2 separate regions of the Homo sapiens genome follow, and region 2 is linked to region 1. The links are chromatin loops, found by intact Hi-C in ENCODE. Cell type or tissue: HepG2. All regions are shown on one strand. Links, peaks and the distances in the headings refer to the core of each region. The heading gives the core; the rest is flanking DNA.

Region 1 (2,815 bases), core at 76-2,575:
GGGTCTCATTATGTCACCCATGCTGGAGTGCAGTGGCACGATCATAGCTTACTACAGCCTCAAACTCTTGGGCTCAAGCAACCCTCCTGCCTCAGCCTCCCAAGTAGTTGGGACAACAGGCACACGCCACTACCCCTGGCTAAATATTTTTATTTTTTTAGAGGTGGGGGTCTCACTATGTTGTCCAGGCTGGTCTCTAACTCCTTGGCTCAAAGAAACCTCCCACTTCATCCTCCCAAGTAGCTGGGACTACAGGTACATGCCACCATGTCTGGTTAATTTTTTTAATTTTTATATAGCCCTTTTAAATGGTACTTAGTAAAGAATGTTTAACATCATGATGGAAAAGTAGTCCCAAATATAAAGAAAAAACATAGGATATTAAACATGTTTCGTTTTTTCTAAAGCATATATGTTTTTAAATGCAGAGAATGAAGACTGAATGAATTCATAGCAAAATGTCAATACAGATTATTGCTGAGTGGTAAGATAGCACTGATTTTATAGTCTTCATTTTGTTTTTAATGATTGTGTTTAATTGTCCTACTGTGGATGAATATTAATTTTGGAAGTCAGTAGTGTAAATAAACCCCAGTGTAAAACAAACTTGGGTTAAGTTTTCAGCTGCATTAATCTTTCCAGTGATCTTAAAAGAAGTTATTTAATGTTTGTAAATCTCAATTTCCTCATCAGTAAAATGGGCATAACATTCATGTCTATTTTTAAAACCTGTGAGTCATAAATGAGATAAATGACATAGTAAGGGATTTAGCATTGGGACTGGCAAACAGTATGAGTTCAATAAAAGTTATCTGTAATGGTCGGGCACAGTGGCTCACACCTATAATCCCAGCACTTTGGGAGGCCAAGGCTGGCGGATCACCAGAGGTCAGGAGTTCGAGACCAGTCTGATCAACATGAAGAAACCCCGCCTCTACTAAAAATACAAAATTAACCGGGTGTGGTGGCACATGCCTGTAATCCCAGCTACTCGAGAGGCTGAGGCAGGAGAATCACTTGAACCCGGGAGGCGGAGGTTGTGGTGAGCTGAGATCATGCCATTGCACTCCTGCCTGGGCAACAAGAGCGAAACTCCACCTCAAAAAAAAAAATTATCTGTAATGAGAAAATAATGATAAAAATGTTTTCTTTGTGTTAGCCATATATTTAAATAAACATTTCTACGGTTTCTAAGTGTGCTAATCAAACATTCAGCTTCCACTAGGAAATTCTGCTAGCGGGAAAAAAAAAAGAGAGAGAGAGAGAAGGAGAGAAATACATGACCCAGTGTATCTTTATTAGCCTTGTAATCTATGGATATTTCTTTGGAGCTGTGAAAGGCATTGTTAAGCCTTTATTAATCATAGGCCATTGAGTGTTTACCAGGGGCGATTCTTCCTCCCAGAGGACGTTTGGCAATGTCTGGAAACATTTTCCATTGTCACAGCAGGGGTGGAGGTGCTACTGGCATCTAGTGGGTAGAGGCCAGGGATACTGCTAAATATCCAAGGCACACGACAGCAACACAAAACAAAGAATTATCCACCCAAAATGTCAACAGTGCTGAGGTTGAGAAGCTGCTCGTAGCGGCATTATGTACAACCTGACTGCGGAGGAGTGTGTAACAAAGTGAGCTTATTGCCTTCCTGCTTTTTCATCCATTGTATGTTTGTGTATGAAACTGAAGTGGAAACATTTTGGAAACACCTCCTCAGCCCACCCCACATAGAATATTCTTTCTCTTTCTCAACCCAATAGATCTCAGGTCCTATTGTGCACCAAATCTCTTTATCAGGGTTAAAAGACGAAGAAACACACAAGCAACTCATTGAAAGCCAGGGTAAGTTAGAGGTAGTAGGGTGAAGGTTAAGAGCTTGACTTTTGGAGTCTGACCAATGTAAGTTCAAAAGTCACTTTCCTCACCTGCTACCCATGTGATTCTGGGTAGAATTTTTTTTTTTTTACTTCTCCACAAGTTAGTTTCCTTAAATAAAAAACGGAACTAACCACACCTAGGATCACAAGGTTATGAGAATTAGATGTGAAAAGATAACGTAAAGCCTTTAACCCAGAGGCAGATTATGGGAGGAATTCAACAAACTGAAATAAAAGTAGGAGAAGGAAAAGAGAAAAGAAGGACTCTTAACAGTTCCTTTACTACAGAGCTGGGTTTGGTAAGCACTTCAGAATGCCTATTAAAGCCTAATGCGTTTGACCTGAAAGCCAGCAGCAACTCAACTTAACAGACAATGTACTTGATCAAACAAATCACAAGGAAGATGACAAATACAAGTTGCTGGACAAACCTGTTTTCTAAAAGAACAGATGCTGAAGCAATGATCCTAGGTGCCAAGAAAGGAATTCACAGGACCATGCTTTGCCAACAAATAAGTTATCGGATCAGAAGTAATTGTCACTGGTTCATCGGTGTCAAAAGTCAACTCCAAATTGCAAAGCTGGAAAACATCTTTGCAACATGTATGACAGACGCCTAATAGCCTATATAAAGAGAACTTACAGATGGAAAATCCTCAAAATAAAGGCAATACCCGTAAAAAGAAATATAAAAGGCTGATCAATAGATGCCATGATGTTCAGCTTATTGGCGAAGCTGCCCCATTTCACAGCTTCGGGGGGGGTGTCTATTTGGAAACAGACACTCCAAATAGAGAACTGTGAAACTGGCAGCCTGCCTGACCATATTCAGTGCCCCTGCTTAGTAAACAACAACAATAAGTAAAACAATGAGAATATTGTAATACAGTTGTCCCTCCATATCCCTGGGGGATTGGTTCCAGGACCTCCCACGGATACC
Region 2 (2,815 bases), core at 169-2,668, 53 kb after region 1:
TAAGAAGTGACTGTAATATTATCGTTCAGTCCAGCACTGAGAGTGGTCATCATTGATTATTTGGGAGCTTGAAGGTTTGGGGCTTTTGGAGAGAGACAGAGAGAGAGAGAGAGAGAGACACAGAGAGAGAGAATGTGTGTGTGTGTTGCTGAAGCTAAGTTTCTGGAGGAGATTATTAAATTTCAGGAGTCTTTGTTTGCCTTCTAGAGCCATGGAGGTATATAAATAGCAGAGTAATACACTTATGTCCTGTTTGACTATCTTGTAAAGGAACCTGCCCTGCCGTGGTTTGAAATACTGGAGAGGCTATTTAGAGCTGTGCATTGCTAAATACCTGGTTAGTCTCACATCAATTCCTAAGGCTAAAGGAAATACCATAGGCTGATGATTAAGAGCATAAACTGCAGCCAGACCGCCGGGGTTTAAGCACAGCTCTCCGACATACTAGCATGTGACCTTGGGTAACTTGTCTACCTCTCTGTGTCTCAGTTTCATCATCTGGAAAACGGAGAGATAATAATTCTTAGCCCACTGGCACACTGTCATTGTAAGGATTATTAAGTTATTACTTACAAAATGTTCAGAACAGTATTGGAGTATAAATAAGTACTTTTCCTTTTTTTTTTTTTTTTTTTTTTTTGAGGCGAAGTATTGCTCTTGTTGCCCAGGCTGGAGTGCAGTGGCACAATCTCAGTTCACTGCAACCTCCACCTCCCGGGTTCAAGTGATTCTCCTGCCTCTGCCTCCCGAGTAACTGGGATTACAGGTACCTGCCACCACGCCCGGCTAATTTTTGTATTTTTAGTAGAGATGACGTTTCACCACGTTAGCCAGGCTGGTCTCAAACTCCTGACCTCAAGTGATCCTCCCACCTTGGCCTTCTAAAGTGCTGGGATTACAGGCATGAGCCACTGCGCCTGGCCTACTTGTCCCTTTTCATTGAATAAATATGCATTGAAAGTGTTTTTCAAACTGCAGGTTGTGACCTGTCAGTAGGTGGTAAGATCAATTTAGTGGGTCATGGCTATTACTTTTAGTTGGAATGGAATTAGAATAGAATAGAATAGAATGACATATAGGTAGGATAAGTACTATTTTGTGAAACTTTTTGCTGTGTGTGTGTGTATTTGTGTGTCGTATGTGTATATAGTAGTTAACAATGTAAAAGTATTTCTTTTAATGGATGAAGCTAGAAAATTTTTAAAAACTTGCAATGAAATAATTTAAAATCTGGAAACAAGCTAAATACATAAATAGATTGGTTAAATTATCTTATATCCACACAATGAATTATCAGGCAATTATTAATAAGAAAGAGATCAACTTCCAAGTGCTTATGTGTACCGGTCTCCCAGAAATATTATTCTGTAAAAACAGAAGGCATTGCAGAGTGTATTTATTACAATTCAAAAGGAAATTTTCTTTGGGGTGTGTTTGCTTTAAGAACATTGAAACTCATTCTGCTGGCTGAGAGACCTTGTGCTAAGTGGAGTCTGATCTTCCCTGAGGATCACTTGCTCAGTGATTGGCGCCCCCATCCATCCAGTTGAGTGAGCCCAAAGCCTTGAAGTCATTGTTGACATGGCTCTGTATCTCACTCACCATAGGGATCCAAAATCCTTTCATTCAGCTTCATCTTTACCCTTAACACCTATTCCAAGCTTCTGTCATCTCTCTCCCGGACAACCACATCAACTGCTAACTCATCTCCCTGCAGCCTCCTAAGCAGTCCCCCTCGCCCAAGCCTCTTAACTGGTCTGCCTTGCACACACTCTTGTTTCCTTCCCTTCCATATCCCCACCTTAGCCAGACCAACATCCTCCGCTCTCCCTTCCTTGTTTAAATTCTTGCCATGCTTCCTTGCTGCTCTTGGGACAAAGACCAAAATCCTACTGTGGCCTTTGTGTTAATTTCCTACAGATGTCATAGCCAAGTACAACAAACTGGGTGACTTAAAACAACAGAAATTTATTTCCTAACAGTTCTGGGGGCTAGAAGTCCAGAATCAAGGTGTCGGGAGAGCCACCTTCTTCTGGAGGGGAGACTCTTTCCTTGCCTCGACCTACTTGGCAATCGATCCTTGACATTCTTCGCAGCTGGTTCACTCTAATGTATTCCTCTGTTGTTACATGGCCTTCTCCCTGTGGATCTGTGTCTTCTTTTTTTTTTTGAAGCGGAGTCTCAATCTGTCCCCCAGGCTGGAGTGCAGTGGCGTGATGTCGGCTCACTGCAAGCTCCGCCTCCCAGGTTCACGCCATTCTCCTGCCTCAGCCTCCCGAGCAGATGGGATTACAGGCGCCCGCCACCACGCCTGGCTAATTTTTTGTATTTTTAGTAGAAATGGGGTTTCATCGTGTTAGCCAGGATGGTCTCAATCTCCTGACCTCGTGATCTGCCGCCTCGGCCTCCCAAAGTGCTGGGATTATAGGCGTGAGCCACCGCTCCTGGTGATCTGTGTCTTCATATAAGAACACCAGTCCCATTGGATTAGGAACCCACTCTACGGTATGACCGCATCTTCACTAATTACATGTGCAATGACCCTGTTTCCAAATAAGGTCCTACTCAGAAATACTGGCAGATAGGGCTCTACTTCATCTTTTTGGAGGGACACATTCCAACTCATGACAGGCTTTGAGATGCTCTTCAGCTAGGCCCATGTCTCCCACTCTGGCTTTCTCTTCTGTCACCCTTTGCCCTATTTTTTGATTCTATGCGCACAGCCCTGTTTCAAATGGTCCAGGTTGCCTCTTGCCACAGGATTTTGCTCAAATGTTTTACATTTCCCCCTGCTTGGAATATTTTCCCCTTCCTC

Evidence for each region. A loop is a pair of places that touch in the nucleus more often than their neighbours do. Peaks named below come from ENCODE experiments on the same cell type or tissue, not always from the same donor. Only the 100,000 strongest peaks of a DNase experiment are listed, where the experiment ranks them.
Region 2: it touches region 1 in a loop (2.1-fold over the local background); 10 of 110 quality-filtered maps call a loop at or near these places.

The regions. Positions count from the first base shown.
Region 1 is chr20:53,785,736-53,788,550 of GRCh38, reverse strand. No RefSeq gene overlaps it. Among named protein-coding and RNA genes, the nearest start is that of BCAS1-AS1, 130 kb to the left of the region's middle. In HepG2, for the core only: a CTCF peak has its summit at 1,469 (motif pointing left); DNase peaks (open chromatin) are centred at 1,500 and 1,860; H3K4me3 peaks cover 1,023 bases.
Region 2 is chr20:53,733,273-53,736,087 of GRCh38, reverse strand. No RefSeq gene overlaps it. Among named protein-coding and RNA genes, the nearest start is that of ZNF217, 140 kb to the right of the region's middle. RefSeq lists an enhancer at 1-506 and a silencer at 1,772-1,972. In HepG2, for the core only: a CTCF peak has its summit at 1,492; a DNase peak (open chromatin) is centred at 369.